Regions from separate parts of the Mus musculus genome. Here regions 1, 2, 3, 4, 6 and 7 are each linked to region 5. The links are chromatin loops, found by intact Hi-C in ENCODE. Cell type or tissue: heart. All regions are shown on one strand.

Region 1 (4,000 bases), 84 kb before region 5:
ATCCATGCTGCCACCTAGCATGAACTTGCCAGCCTTCAGAGCTATGGAAACATTTTTATCTTTATGCAGACTAGAAACTTTGTTTATTTGTTCATTTGATTTATCTATCTTATTTTCTTCATTTGTTTGTTTGTTTGTTTCTTTCTTTTCAATGCTAGGGATTGAATCCAGAGCCTTGAAATATGTTAGGTAAGTACCTGACCACCGAGCTACATCACCGTCCTAGAGCACATTTTTATAGTAACAACAACAAAAGAGAGATGCCGCTGGGGAAAGGGCTCAGTGGGTAAAAGCACTAAGGGCTCTTCCAAAGGTCCTGAGTTCAAATCCCAGCAACCACATGGTGGCTCACAACCACCCATAATGAGATCTGATGCCCTCTTCTGGTGTGTCTGAAGACAGCTACAGTGTACTTATTTATAATAATAAATCAATCTTTTTCAAGAGAGAGAGAGAGAGAGAGAGAGAGAGAGGCCCCTGAAGCAGTTACTATTTCTTCATTGCCGTATGGTAGGAAATAGAAGGTAAGGGCTTGACACATGGCGAGTATGCAGAATGCCTCAGTGACAGTGAGCAGTGACGGTGAGGTACTCATTAACACAGTTGGCACTCGGAATATATTCGTTATCTGAGCCACTTTTCTATCTCCTCTGACTACCACCCTCAACCTCTCTGGAAAAGGCCTGCCATATGGTCAACACTGGGTCAGATAATAAGGTACTTTAGCCTGTGGTGGGCGAGGGCCAGGCCGTGAGCATCAGCACCTGAGATGGAGGCTGGAGTAAGGCGTAAAACCACACAGCTGTCACATCCCTGCTCCGGGTTCTCCCCCACCCTCCCCCGCCTCACCTCACTCACCAAGCTTCTGTAAGAACCGGCCAAACACATCACTGTTGTTATTATTTTTTTTTTTTTAAGTTTTCGTCTGTCTCTCTTCAAAGTTAGTAAGTACTTTTCATTCTGTGTCAGCCCACGCAAACCTCCCCTTTCTCTGATCTCACAGGGCACTCGGTCGGGACCACACAGCTCAGTAGTGAATGATCTCCTAGTATGTCACACAGGCTGTGTGACTCTCCAGAAAAGCTGAGTGGCTCAAAGCTGATTAAGACAGGTGGTCTTCAAAATGCACAGATGAACCCCCCCCAACACTCTCTTTCCTTCTTTCCCCTCCCTTCCCCATTTTGCATTCATTTTATACCAGCAAATGCTAAGCAACTGACAAGCATGACCCACACTGCCTGTGTGCTAAGGAGGCATGTTTTTACGTTAACTAAGCCATGGTATGGAAAGCTTCCAGTCACCTCTGGTACTGTTTGGTTCATGCACAGTGTTATAAATGAAGAGGGACTGAACTGGGTCACTGTCTTGTTTGTTTCCTTAAAAAGGCTCTAACTGGTGATCCTGAGGCTGCAGAATTTTATCTGCCAACACTGCAAAACGGACAGAAGAAACATGATGCGTCTTCCCTCAGTCGACAGCTTCCGACCAAGCTCCTCCTCTCAGTTCCAAAATATCAGTCACAGCTCTGGACTCAGTTGTCCCTCTCAAACTGCCGAGGGCCTGGTGGTCAGCAGCAGGAGCCGTTCAGAACTATGTCGTGTCTGGCATCTCTGAGCCGGGAGGTCTCTGGGAGTGTTTTTATCTGTGGCATCTCTTTAAGCATTCACTCACTACTGTCACTTTGAAGTTTCAAAACTATTCCTGGTTAGCACACAGGCTCATGCCCCCAACCCCGCTTTCAGGGTTGTGCCAATGTGGAAGCTCTCAGCTACTGCTCCAGTGCCCTGCCTGCCTGCCTGCCTGCCTGCCTGCCTGCCGCCCCTCTCCTGCCATAATGGTCATGAATTCACCCTCTGAAACTGTGAGCAAGCCCTCATTTAAATGATTTCTTTTGTAAGTTACTTTGGTCATGGTCTCTAATCACAGCATTTAAAAGTAAGCTACACCCCAAACAAGCTCTTCCTCTGTGGGCTGGACAGGGCCTTATTAAAGGGGTTCTGCAGGGCTGACCCCCATGATGCCTGCCAGGCAGACTCCACCCTTTTACTCTGCACCCTTAGCCCTTGGCAACAAGAAAGCTCCCGCTGCCTGCGATGCGCCTGCAGCCTTGGTAAGGAAGGAGCAATGCTGACCTCTAGCAGTGGCAGACAGAGCTATCGAGGGACGTGTCAGGGACGCGTCTGGGTAGAGCCCGAGGTCCCCATGAAGGAAAACAGCACCAATCTTGGCAGGAAGAACAAAGGGACAGAAGACTCTTTGCCTCCCACTTAGAGGAAGCTGGGAGCCTGTCCCTTAATGACCTGCTTGATAAATCACCCTGAGTCTGCAATCTTGCCTCTCAGCCACCCCTGCATCTCCACTTCACTTCAATCTCATGTGTGCCATTTCCCAGGACCTGCCTTGAAAACGAGCAATCATTAGGGTCTCTGGGTGGGAGTGGTGGGAAGCCTGAGGAAGAGCGTCTGGTGTGTGGCGGTGGGAGGAGTGGGGGTTGGGAACTGGGGGGTGTATGGGGGAGGTAGCATTTTCCAAGTATTCCTTGATTACCGAACCAGAGCTAGGGCCAGGGCCCAATGGAGCCTCCATGGCCTCCCATTTCCAATGAAAGTCGCATTTGAGAAGCCATGCCTTGTGTACTCTGCTGTGGCCTGTCCACTCTTTCTGAGGCTCCTTGCCACTCTAGGGACAAAGCTCTTGGAGGAGTGGGAGTCCCTTAAGATACTCTTACAGTGAGGTTTGAAAGACCTGGTCCCTGATAAAGTTACGAAAACGGGTCCCAAGCTGTCCACGAGTGGATGATCCAGTGACACAGGGAAGGGGAAATAGGAAATAAACACATGAATGACTAAGCTAAAAACCCATTAAAAACAAAACCAACACCTTTCATTGGCCAGGAACATGGCTTAGTAGTGCAGGGCTTGCCTTCCGTGCCTGGAGCCCTGAATTTGATCCTAGCACCCCTGACCCCCAACAAAGAAAAGAAACCTTGGAAAGCAGGACCCAGGGCCATAGTCCCTCACACATCCTGCCTGCCTAGCACACACACACAGAAAAAAATCAGACTACTCTGTGTGTGTGTGTGTGTATGTGTTTTAAAGCACTTTTCTTTTTAAAAATATATTCCTGTGTTGGAAAAAGAGGGGGGCCACCATGTAACTCCAGAATCTTTAAGTTGCAGAAAGTAAGTAACTCGGCCACTTTTGGATTGTTTTAAACAACTACGTCATTAAGCTTGTGTCCAATTACTTGCAGTCCCTTCTGAAATGAATTCTGCTCTACGGCGATGGCTCTGATGCAGCCTTAAGAGAGAAGGCAGCAGTCTCTAACAGGCCTCCCATTACCACCCCACCTCGGGGATGGGGTGGGGTTTGCTTTCTCCAGGAGGCTCCTTGGGAGGCTTCCGTTTCTGAGTGGGAAATATGCTGTGGCTCTCAGGAACTGGGTCAGATACGTCCAGTCCACTGCTACTTACAGAAGCCCTGGTCTTATCACCAAGCAAAGGGCATTCCTGAGTTAGTTGCCGGGATGTCCAGTGAGCCCTACGTGGCTCCTCTTGGCCATGCTATTCTGTGTGAGTCCTGCTCATACCAGATCCTACTTACTGCTACCCAGCAAAGCTCCAGGAGGCTGGGTCCATCCTCTGCTCTGCTCATACGGGCACCTCTTCCAGCTCCATTTCCCCTAACTGTCGAATTCCTTAACTGCCCTTTGAGATCTAGCTCATGTCCATCAATATTACCGCTCTTCTGAAGAGGACCTGGTCTTTATCTAATACCACGACTCCTTTACACAGTCCAGGGCACTTCAGAGCAGGCCTCTTCTCCCTCACCTCACAGCAGCATACACACCCCTTAATGGTCAGTCCTCTGGTCTCACCTACTATTTTCATGAGACCTATGAGCATCCAGTAAGGCGCTTTAAAGTCTCCCTAGAGCTCTGAGCAGCCTGCACTGGGGGGAGGGGGGAGCACTCCGAGGGTGTGTCTCTTTGAGGATGGAAT
Region 2 (4,000 bases), 260 kb after region 5:
AGGAGTTACAGAGACAAAGTTTGGAGCTGAGATGAAAGGATGGACCATGTAGAGACTGCCATATCCAGGGATCCACCCCATAATCAGCATCCAAACGCTGACACCATTGCATACACTAGCAAGATTTTATTGAAAGGACCCAGATGTAGCTGTCTCTTGTGAGACTATGCCGGGGCCTAGCAAACACAGAAGTGGATGCTCACAGTCAGCTAATGGATGGATCATAGGGCTCCCAATGGAGGAGCTAGAGAAAGTAGCCAAGGAGCTAAAGGGATCTGCAACCCTATAGGTGGAACAACATTATGAACTAACCAGTACCCCGGAGCTCTTGACTCTAGCTGCATATATATCAAAAGATGGCCTAGTCGGCCATCACTGCAAAGAGAGGCCCATTGGACTTGCAAACTTTATATGCCCCAGTACAGGGGAACACCAGGGCCAAAAAGGGGGAGTGGGTGGGCAGGGGAGTGGGGGTGGGTGGATATGGGGGACTTTTGGTATAGCATTGGAAATGTAAATGAGCTAAATACCTAATAAAAAATGGAAAAAAAAAAAAGAAAACCCTCTGATAATAATCTGACTACTCTATCTCATTTAACACTCAAAACCATCCTGTTATATCCATTTTTCAAATGAGTTAACCAAGGCTTTAAAAGGTTAGGTATGCCCAGGTGCCACTGTTTGATGCAGGCTTCCCTCCTGGTACCCTCCGTGTTACAATGTTGCCATGCACCAACAGATAAGTGAGCTAAAAATAAAGAGAGTGTACAGGGTTTTCTTTAACATGTTTTCTGGGGAAACAGTGTTTTGTTAGATTTTGATATTGAACCAAATAAATGTGATGCCAATTTAATTCCTAGAAATAAGAAGTGTGAGCCACAGGTTCTGGTTTTTCTCTATGCCAGCTTAGAACAGTCAGCACTTGTGGTATTCCAGGTCAGCCCTTCTCCTTAGGGGCCTCTCTGCAGATAGCCCTGCACCATGCCGTATAGAATTTCTCATATGTTTAATACCCTCAAAGAGACAATAATCAATAGCTTTGATCCAAGAATAAGCACATTTATGTGAGGTATTTAAATCATAAATGAAGGAAAAAAGACAGAAGGAAGAAACTCACTTCACTTTTTATTGTTGCAAATTGTTCTAAATTACACAACCCTTTGCTGGAGTGTGTGCCAACCAGTTACGGGGAATGAAAAGATATGATAAGAGTGGGGACTGTCCAGACAGGGAGCTCTAAGAGATACTCTTACGTTTATCTGGAGTTCAGACATTTTGAATTAAATGTTAAAATTAAATGTACACTTTTTCCATGAAAAGTATTTCAAGTTCCTCCTCTTAAAGTCTATATCAACACTTCTGACCCTGCCTCTGCTCCTCCACACACACACACACACACACACACACACACACACACACACACACACACACACACACTTTCCACGCTACCCAGACTGGCCATTTGACACTCTGGGGTCCCTCTGGATCAAGTTGAAGCTGGCCAGTCAGGTGACTGTCATATGTGAGAGCCTCACACTGTTTGCTGACCTGATCATAACGTCATAATTCACAAGAAGAGATGCAAGTGTTCTTTGAAAGACAACAACAAAAAGTTGTCTTTTTTGTTTTGTTTTGTTTTTTCGAGACAGGGTTTCTCTGTGTAGTCCTGGCTGTCCTGGAACTCACTCTGTAGACCAGGCTGGCCTCGAACTCAGAAATCTGCCTGCCTCTGCCTCCTGAGTGCTGGGATTAAAGACATGCGCCACCACAGCCCGGCAAAGTTGTCTTTTCTTCCAGTTCATTTGAGCAGTCCAGAGCACTTTGCTGTGGGGTGAACAATTCCATATATTGCGTAGCTCTGGGTCACCAAGAGCTGTGTCCAATCCATTTCATGAGGTTAGGACCAATCAAACACATTTAATATGCTCTCCGACACCCACTTTGTTTTATTGTTTGAGACAGGGTCTCTCTATGTGGCCTGGCTGGCCTAGAACTCACAGAGATCCACCTACCTCTGCCTTCCCAGTGCTTGGGTTAAAGGTGTGTGATACCACATTCAGCCATTTTGTATATTTATATCACTACTATAAATCAAGTCTTTAGCACTCAGAAGGTGAATTTCATCCATGGACAACCCATTCTCCAACCTCACCAAGTAGAAGCATTACGATAGCATATATATGAGTGTTTTGCCTGCATATATGTCTGTGCACCATGTGCATGCAGTACCCAGAGAGGTCAGAAGAGGGCATCAGCTCCCCTGGAACTGGAGTTACAAACAGTTGTGAGCTACCATGTGGGCGCTGGGAACTGAACCAGGTCTTCTGCAAGAGCAGCCAGTGTCCTTAATCAGTCAGCCATGTCTCCAGCCCCACTGTACTAATTTTAAATGATGGAGGGAGGGGAGACTGGTAGTCTGTGCTGCATGGTAGCCTCATGAAAAGAATGATTATCTAAGGCTAGAAGGTTCTCCAACCACCATCAGGACCATACCTGCAGTCACTAGTTGGTGGGGTCCTCCCAGAGAAAAGCTGTAGCCAGTTTCTCCCCACTGGCCAAAGCAAACAGCCTTCATCTGGGGATTGTATGTGTATCTATGGACATGAGGTCCTTGGCCTTGGAGAGAGACCCCTTCTCACCTCACTGACTCCTGATTCACACTGAAGTCCTGCCCCACATTAACCTCCACTGATTTCTGGTTGTTTTGTTTTGTTTGTTTTGTTTTGTTTTGTTTTGTTTTGTTTTGTTTTGTTTTGTTTTGTTTTTGAGACAGGGTTTTTCTCTGTGTAGCCCTGGCTGTCCTGGAACTCACTCTGTAGACCAGGCTGGCCTCGAACTCAGAAATCCGCCTGCCTCTGCCTCCCAAGTGCTGGGATTAAAGGCGTGCACCACCACTACCCAGCTTTGATTTCTGTTTCTTAGAACCTGGTATGTCCTTGGTATTTTCTTGATTTCAAACTCTTATTCCGATCAGCTCAGTCATAGCTGCCAACTGTACCCCAACCCTAACTGTGACCCTTTCAAGTATCCTAAGACTATAAAATGGAATCCTGGTTTGGAAAGCGTGTCTAGACACTATAGTATCACATAAAACCCAGACTTAACTCTGCATACGTACATTGAGGATGCTAATGGATCTTTTCCCTTTTCTGTTCTGCTCCATGGCTCCTAAGATCTGAACTCTAAACATCCGCACTATGGGAAGAAACCACATATCACTCATTTTTATGTCTTTAGAGGGCTCCCTAAATCAAAGTATAAATTGGAAAAACAGGAATACATTTTTAAACTACTATTCTATCTTTGACAACCAAATTAAGACATTTCTTCCCAGCTTGTACTCACACAAAGAAAGTCTTCCACTAGGATTTATTGTTTTGTTTTCCTTAGGAAGCTTCTAGTAGATTAGATGTAGAGGGTTCTTTGTTTTTTTAAGTTCTTCAAAGTGCTGCTGTTCTAATTTTAACAGAAAGTCATGCTATGAATATATGACTTTCTTTTTATAGTGCTACTACTATGTGAGTCACCCTCACATAAAGGAGAAAGGATGTCCCTTCCTGACACATGTAAAGCCATTAGCAGCGTCCCCAGAATCAACAGCTCAACTGTTACACGGCAGCTCTGTCGATTTTCTCCCTCAGCTGCCCCTTAAAAGCAAGTACACGTTAGTTGGTTGGTGAACACTTCCTGTGAATTCTTTGAATGACTTCCATCTTAGAACAAATGTCATGTTACAATCTACACATGATGCTCTAGGCACCTGAGAGCCTAGCACAGAATTAGGTTAAATCCTGGGGAAAGATGTTACAAAGATGCAGCTCCTGAAGCCAGTGAGTCGCATCACTGTCTGGAGAGCTGAAGCCGGGAGCATCTGTGTGCAGGAGCTGCCTTGTGGAAACGGCTGGGTTGCTACATGACTATTCTTTCTTTTACTTTAGTCTGTGCTTGGGGGCTCTGAGCATGCTGATTACCTCTTCAGAGCATCCCACGCGCTGGCAGG
Region 3 (4,000 bases), 220 kb after region 5:
ACAGAGCACAAAGCACAGAACACAGAGCACACAGCACAGAACACAGAACACAGAGCACAGAACACAGAGCAAACAGAGCACACAGTACACAGCACAGAACACAGAGTGCAGAGCACAGAACAGAGAACACAGAACACAGAGCACAGGGCATAGAACACAGAGCAGAGAATACTGGAGAAGAGAAATGTGAGGTGAGTTCCTCATGTTTTTCAGATTATTGATTTCTTCACTCACTATTAGAAGTAGGGATTTCTTCAAAAGAATACTATCAGTGCCTACTTCATGTTTCATGTGTCAGACCTGAAAGACAGAGGAGAGAAAACAAACACACAGAGCTTACCCCGTCACAAGAATTAATAAAACCCAGAGTCCACTCATTTACCATTTGCCCTATGAAGTCTCAGACAGTCTGCTTTCTGCTTCTCATTTTTATCTGCCACAGTGAGGAAGCCTTGACTTGTTTACTCCATCTTAGCTAGCTGGAGATAGCTGTACCATGGTTTGAATGAGAACAGGCCAAGGGCACATGAGCTGTTTGCCTCTGTTTTTAAAGTCTAGGAATGAATGAAAACAAAAGTGTAATGAGGTGCATGGTATAAGGTAAGAATTAAAGAAAAAAAATTGGTTTGCTAGGCCCTGATTAAAGGCCTCCTAGGCTGTTAGTGTTGTGGCAAGGGGAGACAGGTTCAGTCTCCTTTCCATGAACACAACTAGGAGAAGCCTGGCCCAGGGACAAATGCATGGCTGTACACAATCAAAAGCCAACAAGGCTACATAGAAAGATCCAGCGCTGAGAGCTGGGGTAACATGCAGGCCAGGCAGCTCCATACTGGACCTTCATAGAGACCAAAGGCATATCCACTGGGGCCAAGAGACCTTGACAAGGTAATTATTTTTCTCCAGTTGGTTTTGTCATTTAAAAAAATTATACAGTGAGATTATTTTCCTAAAAGGAAAGTGAGAGGCAGTTCCTAGGGGCATTTTTTTTTTTTTATTACTCCTGACCCTGCTCTCCTCCCTGTCTTTGCACATGGCAGAAAGGGTTTCAAGGACTTTGGCTCAGCATGGGGAGGAGTGGCCCAGCTCTGAAGTGAGTCATGGCTATCTTCACTAGGGAGTCTTGAGTTACCAGAGACAAGCACTCAGTGGCTGCTAGCGTTGCTTCAGCTGAGTCAAGCTTTGGACGTTCATTTCTTATATTGTATCTGGGTTTGCCCAACAGATCATAAAGTCTTCATCCTAGGAGAGAATCTAGTTATATTATATCTGGGTTTAACCCTACAGATATGAAGTCTTCATCCTGGGAGAGAATCTAGTTATAGTTAAAAAACACTTTTTTGTTAAGCATTTGGAAGGTCTCTGTGGAGAGGCCCTGCTAGAAGTTGGCCCCACAGGGGAGAGGCCACAGTTAAGCAGTTGCACAGATGGCCAAGAGGAGCAGAAGAGGCCAAATCTATTGTGAATTTTCACTTGCAGCTGTATGGAAAGCAGTTATGATGGCGAGTCAATTGCTGTGGGTTTCTAGCTTTAAATTCAGGCACAGGAAGCAAATGTTTTCAAATGCCGAGCATACAGGGAGATTAAAGGACTGGGGACAGGTTTGAACCCACAGAGCCTTTCACTGGCAAGTGAGAGGGGTCTCTGTTGACAGGAAAGTCAAGTGTGGTAGCTGGCATAGAAACCAACCTGACAGATCCTATGTGTTTTCCCCAGGATAGATATTTTTGCTTCTGTCTAGTAAGGCTTTGTGTTGGGGTTCTGATTTCTCTTTTCTGCTGTTCAGATCCAAAGTTTATGCTTGCCAACCACTCTGGGTCACGTATGAATGGCAGGACTAGTGGCTCTGTCACGCATGCGCCATTTCAGAGTTTTGTCTGGAACTCTCCCTGTGCAGTAAAAAATCGAGCGTCTTCTGACCCCCTCCAACACCCTGCCCCCATTTCCACCCTCCATTTGGCCCGCTGCTGGGACTATAGTCTATCACTTATCTAACATAAAATAAACAGAACAATCTGGAGCTAATTTAGGTGGTTTGCCATATCAGGATACAGCTGGGAAAGATTTTAAGAAAAGGCTGGACAGGAACAATAGCGCTGTGAAGTGGAGCAGTGTGGAGAGCACAGGAAGGCAGTTTCAGACAGCCTGGCAGACAGCTGTCAGCCACTCCAATAACAATCCCCAAAGCCAATGAAAACGGGCAGGCTCTGTGCAGGGAGCTCGGCCCTGCAGAACACCAACAAGGAAAACAAGGGATTAGAGGGCGTTCTGACTTAATGGTTAGGAGTTGTCAGGGCCACCTGTCTCCCGGGAGCCCTTCACCAGGGCTCCTGGCCAGCAAGGCCTGAAGAGGAATCGCAGAGGAGACCTTCCATTTCTCTATAATTCTGGCCAAGATTTTTTTTTTTAAGATGCATGCATACATACTGGCTTTATCCTGACTTATGAATTCAGCAAGGCCCACAGCAGCACATCTGTTTTTGACATCAATTTCTCCTACTCTGCAGGATGGTTGAGGGTTTTGGTTTTTTTTTTTTTTAACTCTTTGGGGGCCTCTGGCTAGACCTTAAATTTCCTGGTGCAACTTGACAGAGGTGAAAGGGCTTGAGGGAGCTAAACAAAGCTGTGTGTTGTTCTTGAAAGAATTTGTGAGTGCTTTATATTAAATCAAGAGAAAAGAAATAAAAAGAAAAGAAAAGAAACCACCTCGGACCAAGCTCTTGACAAAGATCCAACCAGTTAGAGATGCTCTGAAGTCTAAAGGTAGCAGAGAGGTTCCTGCCAAGGCACGGGTCAGAAGCACCACGATTGGCTCTCTGTCAACTCTCGCCACTTGGCCAAGGCTTCTGGGTCAGTTTCTGCACCTAAGGCCAGGCGACATTTTCCCCTTCTCCATCACTTAATTCCTGACATAAGCTCATACGCTCTCCTTCCAGAAAGTGCTCTGTTTAATGAAGAGTTCCCTCTGGCTAGAGAAATTTTTGGGAAAACCCCACTTGTTTAAGAGGGATTTTTAAAAAGATAATATAGATTTCCTATTCTAAAGTAACAAAACAGCATCTGGGAGGTTTAATAGAAAATAAACCAGCTCGGAAGAAGAAAAGAAACAAGGGTTTTATCAGTGACCATCTCTCCATTTTAGCTCATGTCTGTACATCACAGTACATCCCTGAACTAACAGGTACTCATAACTCCATGGCAATACAAGCTAAGCCTAAATGTTCACTGTAGAAAGAAGCTTTTGAAACACAGAAAACAATGTGAAAACTTCTGGCAAGCAAAAGAATAGGCTGGAAAATATTTCTTTAAAAAAAAAAACTATAACATCCAGGGCTGGAGAGATGACTCAGCGTGTAAGAGCACGTGATGCTCTTCTGCAGGATCCACACTCAATTCTCTGCACACTGGGCAGCTCACAACAGTCTGTAATCCTAACTCTAGGGGAGTCGCCATCTTTTTCCTGCACCGCAGACACTGGACTCATGTACAGAAACACAAACACAAAGACATACACTGTGCTGGCTCCCTTATATCAACTTACACAAGCCAGAGTCATCTGAAGGGAGGGAACCTCAATTTTGAAAATGCCTCCCTAAGATCCAACTGTAAGGCTTTTCTCAGTGACTGATGAGGGTAGGGAGAGGCAGTGCATTGTGGGTGGTGCCATCTCCTGGCTGGGAGTCCTGGGGTCTATAAGAAAGCGGATTGAGCAAGCCATGAGAAGCAAGCCAGTAAGCAACACCCTTCCGCGTCCTCTGTATAAGCTCCTGCCCCAAGTTCTTGCGCTGTTCGAGTTCCTGTCCGGACTTCCTTTGATGATGAACAGTGATGTGGAAGTCAATTTGCTTTTGGACATTGTGCTTTACCGCAGCAATAAGAATCCTAACTAGGATACACATATACACATAACTAAAATGCATATTTTAAACATGTGTAATGTCCAGCTAGGCTTGACGGAACAAGCCTGTAATCTGAGTTCTTGAGACATGGAGGCAGGAGGATC
Region 4 (4,000 bases), 270 kb after region 5:
TAAAATGTGCAGGTTTCTAAACATTTGAGAGAATGCTCCCCTTTCTTCATGTTTCATGGCAGACATAGTTACCTAGAGATGTCAGGTGACGATGTCAGCTCTTAAGTACCTAAAGTATGGCAAAACTGAGAACAGCCACCAGGGAGAATCCCTCATACTGACTGAGAGTATAGAAGACAGAGCTTGGAAGATTCCGTAGCAGACAGAGTCATTAGCAGGTCACTAAGTCTGAACAGATACACAAGCCAGAACCCTGCCTGCTGAGGGTTCACGCATCGTCAAAGAGACAAAGTGCAGAGAACTGGAAGGACCTGGACACTTTCTCAAATTTTCCATGTCCCACTGAAGGCCAATTTTTGTGAGTGTGCTAATACAATTCTTCATAAGGACACGCTTTGAGCCCAGTGTCTCACAACACAAAAATCTGCTCTGTTCCCAAAGCACCTATGTGCTGAATCCAGACAATTTGCATTTAAGACTTCTCACAACTCTTCTCTCTTCCTACCTGCAGCTAAGTCTGCACGTGACATACCTGATAGGCGCCTATGGTGTCTGTAAAAACCAATATACCATGCATATTAATTGTAAAAACCCAGTATTGCTAAGACGGTCATTTCCATTAAGTTGGTCAGTGAATACCAACCAATCAAACAGCCAACTTCTGTTTTCTTAGTAAAAATTGGTCAACCTACTCTAAAATTAGCATGGGGATACAAAAGATTAAGACTAACCAAAATAATCCTGAAGAGAAAAATATAGAATGAGAGGATTTTCTCTAGCCCCTGAGTTCCCAACACTTCTTCCCAACGGAGCCCTGCCTCGAGCACAGACACCTGTCTGGAATCCTGAAGCCTGATTTTGCTAACCACTTACTGTGCACACACATAAAGCATCATAAGAGTGAGCAGGGTTTCCACTGAAATGCTGAAGGACAGACAGCCTTCCTCCATCTGCAGCCCAGGGTCCCTTCCTGTGAGACTCATCTCTTGGGCGTTCCTAAGTACTTTCTCCCAGACCTGAGGAAGATCCAAATTCTTCACTTCTAACAACCTTCCCTTTCTGGCTAACTGGAACATGCTCTAAAATGTTATATTACACACACACACACACACACACACACACACACACACTCCCTTGGAAGCAACAAGATTTTGACAATATTAAAGGAGGAAGCCTTACTTTCTCCGGTGGGTGGTTAGCTATGACGGTTGTAGCCCTTTTGGTAAATATGTTTGTTGAGTAAATATTGTTATACTCTTTTGCAGGTTCTTCACCATCTCTTAAGTCAAGCGCACAGCGGGTACCATTCAAAGACTCAATCGGCGCACAGGCCTCGTGGGTGTAATAGTCTTCACTGCCTAGGAGGTATCCTGCAAGAAGAATGGGAGAAGAAACAGTCGGCATGGCAGAAAGCTTGTTAGGCAAACGAATGTTCCAGCAGTTAATTGCCTAATGCAACTGATTGCCCATGACGAGGCTAATCAAATGACAGGGCTAATCAGGGTTCTCTTCTTAACATCTCTATATTTGTTAGAGACACCACTGAAATGGCACTACATGGAAATCCAAGGCCCTTCCTCACTTGAGTCTTTTAGAGCATCTGTTCTCGCTTGTCAACTCTTTATACATGGTTGATCTGTGGGAAAAGGTTTTTAGAAATCAGAGTTTAAGTTCAGGAAGCAACCAGATGCTAATTCTTTAAAATTGCCTAAGAAAAAAGATAACGCACCACTAATGTGTTACAAGGTTTTACTTGTAAAATACTAAAAACAGGGTTCAGATCGTGTCATTTGTTGCTACTGAGGTTGGGAGATGGATTTCTGTGGTTATTTATGGACGGGGCCTTTGCCGGAGTTATATTTAGTCAAATGCTGACACCCACTGGTGGAAAAATATAAACCTTTCCTAATACAAGCTCTCTATCCCAGCTGAGCAGCCCCAGAGATCAAAGAGCAGCATTCTGTCTAGACTGTGAACCTTGCCCCGCTGCTCAGAGATGCAGTGCTTACTGAGCCCAGTGGCCTGTCAACTCCCCTGTTTCTAGAGCCCAGATCCCATAACAAAGAGGAAAGCACAGGAGAAACAGAAACGCCCCAACTAATCGTTGTTCTGCAAGTGATCGTGTTTTGAAAATGTGAAAATAAGCTGGGCTGCATATTATGATTAAATTGACAGACTTGCTCAGAAAAGGCCAATCAACAGAGGGCAGAAAGTGGTTAGTGACGGATGGCCCAGGGCTCTGGTTGCCTGGAGGCCCGTGATGACTGCTCATGGGATTTGGTTTCTTTTTGTGACATACATGTGTGTGTGTGTGTGTGTGTGTGTGTGTGTGTGTGGTTTCCTACAACTGAATTGTGGTGATAATGGCACAATCTCTCACATTGTTTAAAAATCGCTAAATTAAATACGTTAATTGGGTAAACTGTATAGTATATGAATTATACCCTAATAAAGCTATTAAAAAGAAATAAACTTTGATGAGCTCTTAGCTATATTCTTAAATATATTCCCTTTTAGTCTTAAAATGATGAAAAATGGGCCTAGCTCTTTCCTTTCTCATGAATTTTGTATACAGTGACAATTAAAGAGTCTTATACAGCTTATGTAATAATTCAATTGATTTTAGATTAACTATTTTTCATGATCAAATAAGTTCAAGGTCCTGAATATAATTAGTATATGACATCAACATAACTTATTGTGTGATTTTATCTATATTTATAGGAAATAAATCCAACATATTTACTACTTAATATGGAATAGAAAAAATTGTATTCACAAAAAAAATAATTTCAGGGCTGGTGAGATGGCTCAATGAGGAAAGGTGCTTGCCACCAAACCTAACAACCTTAGTCTGATCCCTGCGATCCACACAGAGGAAGAAGAGAACGGACTCCTGAAAGCTGTCCTGACTCAGACCTCTACACGTTTGTGTTCTCTCTCTCTCCCTCCCCCTCTCTCTCTCTCTCTCTCTCTCACGCACACGCACGCGCACGCACGCGCGCGCGCGCGCACACACACACACACACACACACACACAAATAACTACCTCAACCTTACCTTGGTGATTAGAGTGATCAAGCCAGTAGTTTGGGTTTTTAACATCTACTTAGTATTAGAATTTGGAGAGAACACTTCACACTCCTTTCCATTAATATAAACTATCACTGGGGAAGATATAGGCACAGGATATGTTTGGTTATAGGAACCATAAATATTAAATGATATTAAAAATAGAAGAACTGTAGAGCTAGAACTCAAATACTTGGCCAAACCAGTATAGACAAATAACAAATGTGGGTATTTGTCTATCCAGGTCCAGGGTGAACCTTAATTCTCATACAAGAATATGACTTCTGCCCTTTATGTAAAGTTTTTAGTGTGTGTGTGTGTGTGTGTGTGTGTGTGCACATGTGCATTGGTCAAAGGACAACCCTGACATCATTGCCAGGAGCTATTCCCATTGTTTTTGGAGACATGTTCTCTCCTGGTTTGGCATTTAGGCTAAGCTGCCTGGACAGTGAGCCCCAGGGATGCCCCCACCTCCACTGTCCTTGAGCCTGGAGCCTGGACTCAAAGCTTAGATGATACCCAGCTTTTTTTACTCAGGTTCTAGGGATCAAATCAAGGTCACTGCTGCAACTACTGTACTGAGTGAGCTCTTGCCCCCCTGTCCAACCACCTAGGCTGCTAAGCATGCAACTTGGATTTTAATAAAGATTCTAAATATCCACAGTCTATCAGAGGACAGATATCAATTCATCCTGCATGAAAAAAGTTCCCAAGGCACAGGCCATTCCTCTAGATCTTCGAAGATGTTAATCAGTGAAGGCTGATTTCTAACAGCCATTCAAGGACACTGAAGACTTATTTAGACTCAGCTAGAAATAATGTCACGGCTGGCCAGTGGTGCTGCAATGCCACGGGTGGAGAGGGACACACATGCTCTCCTGGCTGACTTCTTTGCATCTTGACCTCAGCTTTAGGGCTAAGTGCTTGG
Region 5 (4,000 bases):
AGTGAAGGTCAATAGGTCAGTATGCACACACTCGTGTGCGCGTGTGTGTGTGTGTGTGTGTGTGTGTGTAAGACTGTCAGGCTGCTATTAACAAATACTATAGACTAGGTGCTCTAAAGAAATACACACGATTTCCTCATTGTGTCCTCAGAATAAAAGAGACGAGCTCTCATAAGGTTATTTACTAACCTCAGAGCAGGACCCCCACTCAGGACCTCAATGAAACCCTTCTTCAAGGGTGTGTGGCTTCAACATCCGAAGACAGGAAAATGCAAACATCTACAACACGCATGTGCAACATCTAAAACACGTGTGTGCAGACTCAGAATCCATTCCGTTAGTTATACATCCTCTCTCCCACACATGCTCAACGCCATTCTGTGTATGACACGGATTCCAGTTCAAAGTAACAGATTCTATCAAGTCTGCCGGATAGCATCAGTATGAGCTTGGCTGCTGAGGTCAAGGGTCAGGGGCTTAATTATTCCCACTTGGGTTTGTTGAAAGGAGAGAAAATTTCAAAAGCTTCAGTCACAAGGACACAAATGACCTGCAGCACTACAAAGATATTACCTGATGGATGGATGGATGGATGGATGAATGGATGGATGGATGAATGAGTTGACATACTCCCACAATTAGAAGGAGCAACACAGGGTACAGTTACCTGATCAAGAACTTTGTTTTGTTAAGCAAGTCTTTGCTCACTTTGCTCTAACTGGCCAGGCAAGGGAGGGAGGTTGTAGCCTGTAGCCACGTGACACTATTGTGTTGCACACTCTTTTGGCATCTCTGTAGAAATCCAACGTCTCTTCCCGTCTCTGCAGCCAAATCCTAGGCTGCACATCTCTCTGGAAGGCCAAAATTCAATTTTCATTCCAAGAGAACTCAACTCAAAAACTGCCTTTTGTCATCTGTCTCCAAACAGGGTCCTCATAAGTGCTCCCTCTGAGAGGGTCCCCAGTCCCCAAGGATTCTATGCAGGGAAAGCCCACCTGGGAGATAGACAGGTAGCGAGATCGTCATCTCCCAGGTTCTCTTCACCCCACTCCCGTGCTGCCAGGATGCTTGCACTATATGGCACTGGCTGGCTGCTTCATCCCCCTGCCTACCCTGGTGCCACAGAACTCTGAAATCGGAATGTGACTGACTTCAGAGCCTGTCCTACAAGAGAATCTTTAAAGACATCTGCTGAATGACGGGATAAATGAGTGGGCAGATGAGTAAGCTGGCACTGTAACACACACACACACACACACACACACACACACACGGGGTTGGGGGGAAGACAGGAGGAGCCCACAGGCACAGTTCCTCTGTTCACTGTTTAGTTAGGGATGTCTGTTCACTTTGTCCTCTGGTGTCTATACACCTGAATAAAGGTGTACTTTAAGGCTGATTTTTTTTATTTGTTTGGTTGGGGGAGTTGTTTGTTTGTTTGTTTTATGGAATGAATTCTGGAATTAGGCACTTACAGATTACTTGTATCTTTCTAAGACTAGTGAGCTTTGACTCTAACATTGACTTTAGCATTCTTGGGCAGTGTGTATCACATCAACCATTAAAAGGTTTTTAAGAGTGGGAACTTCTAGATGTTGACTGTCAGAGGCAAGGCTCAACTCAGACACTCAGTGGGAGAATCAGTTACTCTTGAGTCCCTTTTACCCTGGGAACTTAAGAGTGCTGGCAATCCTTAATGTTTTCTGAGCATTTCGTGTGTGGGGGAACCATCCCAAATCCGAACAAAGACACCAGTTAACCTTCCGGAGACGCTCACGTGAACCCTCACAACCATTTTCAATTTTTAAAAATATTTTATTATTAATTTTATTTTTAATTTTGTGTACACTTGTTCAGTGTATGAGTTCCTGAATGTGAGTGCAGTGCCAGACGAGGCCAGAAGAGGGCATCTGATCCCAAAGAGCCTGAGTTGCAGGCAGGTGGTGGCAAACTCCAGTCTCCCCAGAAGAGTAGTAAGCACTATCGACTGCAGAGCAACCTCCGAGATTTAATTTTATTATTTGTGTGTGTGACTAAGTGTAGGCACACATGCATGCACAAGTGCCTGAGAAGGCCAGAAGAGAGCATGGGATCCCTCAGAGCTGGAGTCCTAGGCATTTGTGAGCCATCTGAGATGGATGCTGGGCTTAGAACCCCAGTCCTCATGAGAGAGCAACAAGAGCTCATAACACCAGAGCCACAGTTCCAGCCCCCACTAGGTAGACACAGAGACCGCAGCGGAGAGCTAGAACGGAGCTTGCTAACATTCACATAGGCTTCACACAATGGGGACCCAACAGACTAAATCTGAGTCTCCTGAAAAGCTTTTTAAGATTTATTTTTAATTATGTCTAGTTGTGTGCTTGCACCTGGGTATGTCCACAGTGCAAACGCCTGTGGAAGCCAGAGGCACTGATCCAGTTGGGAGCTGTCTGATTTGGGTCATGGGACCTCAGCAAGTGCTCTTAACCACTGAGTCATCTCTCCAGCCCCAGGACTCTCCTACATTTTAATCCTCCTGTGTTGGCAATTCTTTGCAGTAAAGATATATAGAAAATGAAGACTTTTTTTTTTTTTTGCAGTGTGTGTGTACACACACACACCTGAAGTTTTCTATCCATTCTTTTGTAACTATCTCCTGCTGTAGACTTTTCTCCCTGCCTTGTTCAACCTTGCTTGCAGCCAAATCTCTAAGCCCATGCCTCTGTTGTTAGCAGGTGCTGTCAATTCTGAGTTGCGCACATGGATAAACGGTATGCTTATTTTTCCCCCATAAGGCACTGCTTTGCTCTCATCTACAAAGATCCTTTTTTTCCTTCAGACAAATGGCTGGTTCATGTATCATGACTCAAATTATATTCACAAATGTTCATTTGCAGTGTAATCACTCTTCCTAACTAGACTGGTTCAAGACAAATGAGCAGCCCCCTTTCCCACCCTCTTCTCTTTAAGCTTACAGTGCTCCACCTCCCGCTATAAAATGCTGTCACAGACCACAGGCCACACTGCTCTGTATGACCTACTGCAGGTCACTCTATTTTTTTTTAATGACATCGTCTGGTATTGCTTTAAACCTTTCAAATATTTCATCAGAATCAGATGTTCCAACACAGGCTAGCCCTATTAGCCTGATTGCAGAGAGAGATGTTCATCTTCCCTGTCTTTAAAATATTTAACCATCGCATGCGTGTTCTCTATCTCTTAATTTGAAAGGGAGTTTTTAAAAAAAATGATTAGAAGAGCATCAGAAAGAGCAAGATAAATTATTCCTTATCCCATCCTCTCTTTGAGCTGGACAGGAAGAGTGTTCAGAGAATTAAAGTCCCTTCGAAGGAACTCTGACTTAGCCCCCCACACCTTGCCGCCCTGTGGCTCCAACACACACTCGCCGGCAGTGGTTCCACTTTTCCATATAGGTCACCAGCTGTAATCTACAAGCACAAAAACAATCATGGCACAGAGTACAGGAAACTGCCCGGGCAGGAGTGAGGTAGGGTGCGAGGATGAGAGTCTTTTGCCCTTACTTCCATACAAACTCCCGAACCTCCTGAATTAACAGAAAAGTTGAGCCGACTTGAAGAAACTCTTTTTGCTTTTCTCAGTTCAGAGAGCACGCGACCGCGAATAGACTGAGAGAGAAGTGCGGCCGGGTGGGGGTAGGGACTGCATTCAAACCCATCTCTCTGAGTCCTTCATCCACCCCAGATGTGGTGTTCCCCAACTCCCCGCCCACCTCCTCGCCAGCCCTCACCCCTCTGCACTGGCCACAAAAAATGCAGCCCAGGTCTGAGATGCAGCTGAGGTCTGTGGCCGGTGAGACCCACGCGGTACGGACCGGGGCTGGAGGGGACCACTACAGCTCCCCGGGAAAAAGCGCTTCCAGGCTCAACTTCTTCCACGTCTGCGGCGGGCCGGCGCTGCAGCGGATCCTTCCTGCCCCGGCACCCGCCGCCCGTCCCTCCGCGCCCCCGTGCACTGTCGGGGACCGGCCCCCTCCCGG
Region 6 (4,000 bases), 120 kb after region 5:
GGGAGATATAGCCACAATCTTGACAGATTCCATGCAACTGTGAATAATCCTCCTTAGCAGATGCCACAGACCCACAACTCCCATTAGCATGGACACAGAATGACCAGTCCACCTCCTCTGGGCAGGGCTTAGGACTATCCTAAAGCTCAGAATGGGTGAAGCAGAGGGGAGAGAGACCTCAGGCACAGGACAGTGAAGTCCAAAGGCATGACAGGAACAGAGCCACACAAGCTGGGTAGCAGAAGTCTAGACAGAATGAGCAATAGTGGGTGGGGGTGGGGGTGGAGATAAAAACACATTTAGTTATCATGGAAACCAAAACCACGGCACAGGCATGTCTCCATGCTGGCTTACTGCAATGGGCTGTGCGCTCCACAGGAAGATGAGTGAGCGGATGGGTTAGGGCTAGGGCTAGGGCTAGGGCTAGGGCTAGGGTTAGGGTTAGGGTTAGGGTTAGGGTTAGGGTTAGGGTTAGGGTTAGGGTCATGGGTGCGGAAAGCCCGAGTAAGAGCTCACAGACAGGGAGCACTCACAGCCAACAGAACCACTAGCAACATCTGCTCCCTGCCTTTGTTACAAGAAATGTGTCTTGCCAATAAAGCTGGTTATTAGCAGAGGGAGTTCTAACAGCTGACTTGTGAAGCAAAAAGAGCCAGCTGTCCTGGCCTCCAGGACTCAGGGATAACTTCCTATGTCAAGTTCCCAGCGTCTGTAGTTTAGGAAGCAGGATGAACCCGGCCACCCTGGCCCCAGACACTAACTCCAGCCAACAGCAAGATCCTTCCAGATTTTACTGGCTTTTAGAATGTACTGTGGGTTGAAATTGGACTCCTTTGGTGGGTTATGTAGCATGAGGGCCAGGTGACAGGGTGGGGGATGATAAAGAAGAGAAGCCAGGGGAGTAGGGGCCTGAGGTCTAGCCTGCCCAGAAATGGGCTCCAGCCCCCCTTACTCCCCAGAGCCCTACATCCAGGGGCTCCACACACCAGTGCTCTTGGGATCGCAGCGGGGGTCCAAGGGTGGGAAGTGAGAAGGCACAGAATGTTCATGGTAGTACTGCAGGCGGGAAAGAAGGTTCTGGACGATGTGGGGGTGCTCTCGGGACACGTCGTGTCTTTCTTCAGGGTCCTGATTGATATCAAAAAGCCAGAGAGTCTTGGTTGGTGGGTCCACTGGAGGTATCTCAGAGACGTTGGACTGAGACGGAGGCGGGAACCAGTAACCACAGCCTGGTAAAGAAATTAAACTTTAGTGTGTGTGTGTGTGGGGGGCACTGTTGGTGGGTTCTAATTTCAGGAATCTGGGTACAAGGCTTCCTTGGCTTTGTGGGTATGGTCGTACATCAAGAAACAAACAAAAAACCTGTGCCTTCTGATGTCGAGTTCAGAATACGATTTCCATGCCATGATGATACGGATCCTATAGCGTTACAAGGGACATTAAAAACTATATGTGGGGTGGAAGCAGGATGGGGGTGTTAGTTGTCACGATGGCTGGGGCAATGAGGGTACTCCTGCTATCAAGCAACAGCACAGTAATTCTAAGATCTCTCGCAATGCATGGGACAGTCCCAAACAATGAACTGTCATTGTAAACACCAAGAACACTCACGAACTAAGCATTGCTACACTGCATCAGAGCCTGTGGAAATATCCCATATTTACAAAACAGTGAAGCTGTCCCTTTCTAAGGAAGGGGGAGGGGAAGCAGACTCTCCCCAGCCAGAGAATTGGTGAAGATCTACAGCTGGCTGGGTGTGCTATGTTTGACAGTCACACATGTCTAAAAATCCATATATGTTTATGAAGCACCCAAGTGGGATTTTCTCCTCTTAACCCCACTACAGATGACATCATCATCATCATCAACAACAACAAATATCAACTCGGAGGACGGTCAGAATGAGCAGCGGAAGCCACTCCCCCACCCTGCAGCTTCAGAGATATATTACAAAAAAAAAGTGAGTCAGCTCTCATTTTGGTGAGCGTTCTCTCACTGTTCTGTTTGGTGGGAAGTCTACTTAGGCAGACAACAGAAGTTGTGTAATATGGACCAGACAGAGGCTTAAAAGAAGGCCATGAAACCACAAGCAGATAGCTGCTTCCTTAAGATCTGCAGGGACTGTAAAAGATCTGAAGGACTAGTTGACATTTCAGATGTCTGAGCAAACTGAGGGGTTGGCAGGGAGCCTTGAGGAGCCGGCTAGGCAAGGAGGAGGAGGAGGGTGTAGCCAGTGATAAGGACTTCCCTTTCTATGGACACAGTCCAGGGAATGAAGGCCCAGAGGACAGGCTGAGGACACTGCCCTACTCTGGTGGCCACAGGAAGGGAGCGAAGCATTCTACCTGGGTGGCCCGTGAGGAGTTTCCAATTTTTGTATCTGATCCCAGCATGGATAGACGTGTTAAAGGCAGAATGTTCTAACGGAAAAGAATCGTCCTTTGCTGGAGTCATGTTCTTGCCAGGACCTGGGAAGAAATAGTTTGGAAGAATTAGATTGCTGTTATTGGCCTGTGTCATTATAAATCAACATTTTATACCCTTCTTGCAGAACAGTAGCCTTTGTTCAACACCAGAGTACAAATGTGTGTCCTGCCACAGAAACGAATCTTTTATTAAATACAAACACAAAGTATAGTTACATTAGATGTCAGTCATAAACCACCACAAATATAAAGGAAATCCCAAGGAGATTAGAAGGCTAATCCATCCTTAAAATCATTGCCTCCCGCCAACATGCAGAGCCATGTGCATAGCAGTGTCTACTACAGGAACGGAGCTGGGCAGCGGTTGTGTGCACAAGCATGAGTGTGTGGTATGGGTGTGTGTGCATGAGCACGCACGTGTGTGTGTGTGCATGAGTGTGCAAGAATATGTGTGTTCTTTTTCCTCTTAAATGTGTAAGTGAAATACATTTTCTGCGAATGGTTGTACCTTTGCAGATAGTATATAAAATTATAAAATGCACATTTTTTGAAGTCTCTGACAAGCTAGGAGAGGTTAAGCATAGTACAAAAAAACTACAGATGCATTTCTTTTTAAACCATTCATGAAATGTAAAAATTAGTGAGCAGTGTTTTTAACTATTCAACAGAATAACTATGGGTATAGAAACTGTTTGAGCATATAAAGTAGTGGTGGTTTGAATGGGTTTGGGCTCCGGAGACTTAAGCATTTGAATGCTTGCCACTATCAGGAGGTGTGACCTTGTTGGAGGAAGTGTGTCACTGTGGGGTGGGCTTTAACGTCTCCTAATGCCCAAGCTTTCCCCAGAGTGGAATTAGGGAGCCTCTTCCTGGCTGCCCAGGAAGACAGTCTCCTGCTGCTTTTGGATCAAGATGTAGAACTCTCAGCTCCTCCTACACCATGCCTGACTGCACACTGCCAAGCTCCCTGCCATGATAAAGGACTGAACCTCTGAACCTGTAAGCCAGCCTCAACGAAATGCTTTCCTTTATACAGTTGCCTTGGTTGGGGTGTCTCTTCACAGCAAGGGAAAGCCTAACTAAGACACATGGATTATATTAATTTATCATTTTAAGGTCTTATAGCAGTTGATCAAGTTTCTGAGGGGGCAGTTATTAATATTCATCCTCCTCTCAAGTTTAGAACCCATTAAGAGCCAGAGCCAGGGCTGGAGAGATGGCTCAGCAGTTAAGAGCACTGACTGTTTTTACAGAGGTCCTGAGTTCAATTCCCAGCAACCACATGGTGGCTCGCAACCATCTGTAATGAGATCCAATGTCCTCTTCTGGTGTGTCTGAAGACAGTGACAGTGTATTCATATACTCATATAAACACAATTAATAAATCTTAAAAAAAAAAAGAGCCAGAGCCAGAGCCAGATAGACTGAGCTTAATTATCACCTCTCTAGTGATGAAACTGCCTCTAGAGAATGTGGCTTTGGCTCACAGTAGAAAGAGCTGTGCGAGTGGCTGGCCCTTGGCTTTCACTTAGCTATAGTAACTGGACAATCTCAGGGCTCCCTTACAGCACACG
Region 7 (4,000 bases), 69 kb after region 5:
CTGAGCCCAGTCATCCAGCTTGCAGCCAGCTGACTCAGCTGCCCGGTCCAGCTACTGACCCACAAGCCAATGGCCTGTGGTTCTGTGGTTATATATAGTGTGGAATTCATGTGACAAGAGAGGCAAACTGTGAGACAGAGATGTGAGGATGAGAGTGACCTAATGAAAGGAAGGCTTATGTAAGGAGCCAGGTATTCTCTTTGCTTCAGCACACTGCCAGTTAGAACTAAAAAACAAAAACAAAACAAAACAAAACAGGGCATATTGACAAGAACAAAGAACATGGAAATCATACATATGGGCTGATATAAGCTTGCATACGTGTGAGCTCAACCCCTTGTGTCAAGCTCTGTATTAGTGACTATTGTACCACAGTGACCAAATACCTGAGACATGCACCTTAAAGGAGGAAGGATTCATTTTGGCTCACAGTTTTGGAGGGTTCAGCTCATGGTCTCTGGGTCCATTTGCTTAGACAGGCCATCTTTTTTTTTTTTTTTTTCTGAGACAGGGTTTCTCTGTATAGCCCTGGCTGTCCTGGAACTCACTTTGTAGACCAGGCTGGCCTCGAACTGAGAAATCTGCCCGCCTCTGCCTCCGGAGTGCTGGGATTAAAGGCGTGCGCCACCACGCCCGGCTTAGACAGACCATCTTGGCAGCAGGAGAGAGGGAGAGTGGAGGTGTTGGGGGGAATTCCACTTCATGGTAGACAGGAACAGAGAAAGACAGAAAGTGGGGTGCAAGTAAGACCTTCAAAGGCACACCCCAAGTGTGTTAAAGTTCCCTCGAGCCTTCCCAAACAGTGCCAAGAGCCAGGAACCAAGCATTCAAATGCATGCTTGCAAGGGGCATGTCAGGTTCAAAGCATCGCAAGCACCTCTCAGGAGTGGCTTCCAATACCTGATACTTCAGTAGCTGTGAAAGGTGAGTCTACGATTGTTCTGTCATCATGCACAGTGTTAATTTGCAGTTTCTCAATCACCTGGGGCTCACCAATTAGGTTAGGTTAGGCCCTGGGATCCTCCTGTCTCTGCCTCCCTGAGCTGGAATTACACACATGCACCGCGTGCCTCGAATTTTTTTTTTTTTTTTTTTTTTTTTGGTTTAATCGAGACAGGGTTTCTCTGTGTAGCCCTGACTGTCCTGAAACTCACTCTGTAGACCAGGCTGGCCTCGAACTCAGAAATTCGCCTGCCTCTGCCTCCCGAGTGCTGGGATTAAAGGCGTGCACCACCATGGCCCAGCTGTGCCTCGAATTCTTAGGGAGTTCTGGGAATTGAACTCAGGTCATCCTGCTTTCAGGGTAAACATGTTCCCAACTGAGATACCTTTTCCAAGCTAACTCTAGAGCAGCACAGAGCGCTCTATAGGATCAGTCCAGGGAGAGCAGCCTGCTGGGCCTCCTGCTTCCATAAGCTCCTTCCTCATCTTCCTTCCCACTGTCAGAGAGGAAGGGCCTGGAGTCTCAGATCAGTAAACATTTCTGTAAGATCCGCAATACTTGCTGCCCTGCTGAGAGGGGGAAACCTGCTTCAAAGGAAGACTGTGCAGAGTTCCTGCCCTGGCTGGCTCCACCTCCTGACAGTTGTACTAGTGTGGACTCAGTGTTGACCTTGGAGGCTGCCAATCACTAGCCTGTCTCCTGCCTGTGCCTCGGTTTCCTCCTTTGTAAAGCAAGGGTGACAATGGCTGCCTTACACCTATGGGATGAGTGAAGGGTATGTAAAGCCTTACAGGGGTCAGAAAGGCATTCTGAGGTGGAATTGGGGTAGGAAGTCACAAAAGTCAAGCATTGACAGGGCCAGGGTATGAGCTTTTGGGCTGCAGCAAGACCTGTCACCTAAGAACTGGCTGTATGGAAAATGGGTGGCTGGCGTGGAGCCCCATAATGCCGAGAGGTGTATAAAGAGGAGGGGGAACCTAGTCTGACAGTGAATACTCAGGGAGGGAGGGAGGGAGGGATTGGCCTCTTCCTGGGACAGATGGTAGTGGTAGGTGTGGTAGGTGCTGCTGCTGCTGGTGGGGGTGGTGGTTTCCGTTTCTGCGCTGGTTTGAACCCCAGGGCTTCCTCCTTTCCTTGTGATGAGAAATGCATTCTTTTCTTACTTAGGCTTACTCCTTCTGGTCACATGAGCAGGCCCCATCTGGTTCTTTGTGAACTAGAAACTCCCCACCCCTGGGCCCTGTCCTGTGTCAGAGTACCTGCATGTCTGTTCTGGGCCCTCCAGGGCTCTTTGATTACACACCCATGAAGTGAGGAATTCAGGCTCACTCCTGCACATCACTTCCGGCTGGGGCAGGAGGTCCTTCGATTGGAGTCGCTCCTGGCTGCTGAACAGCACAGATTCCAGGGCTGGCTCTACAGGGGGACCATGTGACAAGGGCCAGAGCTGGGAAGCTGCCCAGGACTAGAACTTTCCTGGCCTTTGGAGACCTGAGATTGGTATCAGTCTCTGGCACAATGAGATCATGACGCCCTCCCTAGATCTACAACTTAGAGGAGATCCTGGACAATCAAGCTTCCTATCAAAACCAAATCTATCTGGTTGTCCCACGCATACCAGGCTTGTCTTTCCTCTTGCTGGCACAAGGGTGCCTTCAGAGTCACAGTGGCTCTGCTGGGGCTGTGAGTGCGGTGCATGCTATAGGCAGGGCCACATCTGTCTCCAGGCATGACTGGGTGTCTTCTCACAGAGCCAGGGCAGGTGAGCAGTTTCTCTCAGCCCCACACTTAGCTTCTCCATGAGCACCGGGTTGGTACCGCTCTCTGGGTACACAGGACCCTAAAAGCTCTGAGGCCCACCCTTCAGCAGAAACAGCTTAACAAGCCTGCGGTAAAGCACACAGAACCAGAAGAGGAAACGTCCCCAGAGGGGCTCTGCATTAACGGGGTTGCCTGTCCGTAGGACTCAGCCTCTAACCTGAGTGATCTGTTCAGATGACCAGACTTCTAAAGAGCTGCACCAAGTTGTTATTGGGGGGGGGGGGGAGCGGAGGGAAGAGAAAAGAATGGCTGTGAAAACTCAAGGAGGTGTGCATATGTGTGTGCACTGGTGAGCAGATGTGCGCGTGCACACTTGTAAATAACAAAAGCAGACATTCATCTTCCCCAGCAAGTGCTATCTCCATTCAGGAAGGGCAAAGGAGCTATTATTAGTAGGGGATTTCCCAGGGCCCAACCAACAACTGACACTGCAGGAAAAGGACCAGGGACACTAGACAGGGCTGGAAGGTGACACAGGCGATAGGAAACACCTTATTTTCTCAAGCTGGCTTAGCTGGAAATCTCACCTAGGTTTCTTACTTTATTGGCTTGGAAAAAAATCTGACACAATTTCTGCCTTAGTCCCATGTGAAGCAAGAGGAGATTGGAAGTGGCTCAGGAGTAGAGCACTTGTCTAGCGTGCGTGAAGGCCTGGGTTGGATGCCCAGCAGTGACACACACACACACACACTCACACACACTCACGCACACTCACAGGCAGGCACACACACACTCACCACATAAGTACAGTCATCCCCCCATGCACACACATGTACACATAAACACATATACATGTACACACATGCCACTCCATCAAAATAGTTGAATCTATCATTTTTCGGAAAAAAAAACATTTAAAAAATCTGAAATGTGGAGTTTCATTCATTCTTTTCTTTCTCTTTCTTTTGTTTGCTTTTTTGGTATTTATTTATTTATTTATTTATTTATTATTCATTTATTTTTGAAACAGGGTTTCTTCATGTAGCCCTTGCTGCCTAGAACTTGCTCATAGACCTGACAGGCTGGCTATGAACTCAGAGATCCACCTGCTTCTGCCTCTCTGTCTCTCTGCCTCTGCCTCTCTCCCTCTGCCTCTGTGCCTCTGCCCCTCTGCCCCTCTGCCCCTCTGCCCCTCTGCCCCTCTGCCCCTCTACCTCTGCTTCTTCAGTGCTGGGCTTAAAGGCATGTGCCACCACACTCTTTCTAATGCTGGCTTTAATAATAAGTTAGAAACCT

Evidence for each region. Hi-C counts contacts between places; a loop is a spot of excess contacts. Peaks named below come from ENCODE experiments on the same cell type or tissue, not always from the same donor. Only the 100,000 strongest peaks of a DNase experiment are listed, where the experiment ranks them.
Region 1: it touches region 5 in a loop (2.1-fold over the local background); 8 of 42 quality-filtered maps call a loop at or near these places.
Region 2: it touches region 5 in a loop (2.5-fold over the local background); 19 of 42 quality-filtered maps call a loop at or near these places.
Region 3: it touches region 5 in a loop (2.4-fold over the local background); 6 of 42 quality-filtered maps call a loop at or near these places.
Region 4: it touches region 5 in a loop (2.9-fold over the local background); 18 of 42 quality-filtered maps call a loop at or near these places.
Region 6: a loop joins it to region 5, with 1.9 times the contacts of the local background. A loop is called at or near these places in 3 of 42 quality-filtered maps.
Region 7: it touches region 5 in a loop (2.5-fold over the local background); 4 of 42 quality-filtered maps call a loop at or near these places.

The regions. Positions count from the first base shown.
Region 1 is chr13:94,141,621-94,145,620 of GRCm38, reverse strand. All of the region lies in intron 2 of Lhfpl2 (lipoma HMGIC fusion partner-like 2), which reads right to left. Among named protein-coding and RNA genes, the nearest start is that of Lhfpl2, 86 kb to the right of the region's middle. In heart, a CTCF peak has its summit at 2,116; a DNase peak (open chromatin) is centred at 2,110; H3K4me3 peaks cover 537 bases; H3K27ac peaks cover 1,807 bases.
Region 2 is chr13:93,796,741-93,800,740 of GRCm38, reverse strand. All of the region lies in intron 3 of Arsb (arylsulfatase B), which reads right to left. Among named protein-coding and RNA genes, the nearest start is that of Mir5624, 8.0 kb to the right of the region's middle. In heart, a CTCF peak has its summit at 2,256 (motif pointing right); no DNase peak of the experiment used is centred here.
Region 3 is chr13:93,837,436-93,841,435 of GRCm38, reverse strand. The region is part of intron 4 of Arsb (arylsulfatase B); the gene reads right to left. Among named protein-coding and RNA genes, the nearest start is that of Mir5624, 49 kb to the right of the region's middle. In heart, no CTCF peak of the experiment used is centred here; DNase peaks (open chromatin) are centred at 1,085 and 2,055; H3K4me3 peaks cover 332 bases; H3K27ac peaks cover 2,960 bases.
Region 4 is chr13:93,791,398-93,795,397 of GRCm38, reverse strand. It overlaps Arsb (arylsulfatase B), which reads right to left. Exons shown (of 8, transcript NM_009712.3): 3 at 1,180-1,370. Among named protein-coding and RNA genes, the nearest start is that of Mir5624, 2.6 kb to the right of the region's middle. In heart, a CTCF peak has its summit at 1,883; no DNase peak of the experiment used is centred here.
Region 5 is chr13:94,057,927-94,061,926 of GRCm38, reverse strand. The region is part of intron 1 of Lhfpl2 (lipoma HMGIC fusion partner-like 2); the gene reads right to left. Among named protein-coding and RNA genes, the nearest start is that of Lhfpl2, 2.1 kb to the right of the region's middle. In heart, a CTCF peak has its summit at 1,893 (motif pointing right); a DNase peak (open chromatin) is centred at 3,976; H3K4me3 peaks cover 1,376 bases; H3K27ac peaks cover 1,023 bases.
Region 6 is chr13:93,937,695-93,941,694 of GRCm38, reverse strand. Arsb (arylsulfatase B) reads right to left here. Exons shown (of 8, transcript NM_009712.3): 7 at 2,346-2,468; 8 at 1-1,229. The coding sequence ends at 964. Among named protein-coding and RNA genes, the nearest start is that of Lhfpl2, 120 kb to the left of the region's middle. In heart, a CTCF peak has its summit at 2,333; DNase peaks (open chromatin) are centred at 634 and 2,184; H3K27ac peaks cover 958 bases.
Region 7 is chr13:93,988,570-93,992,569 of GRCm38, reverse strand. No RefSeq gene overlaps it. Among named protein-coding and RNA genes, the nearest start is that of Lhfpl2, 67 kb to the left of the region's middle. In heart, no CTCF peak of the experiment used is centred here; DNase peaks (open chromatin) are centred at 2,319 and 3,179; H3K27ac peaks cover 2,617 bases.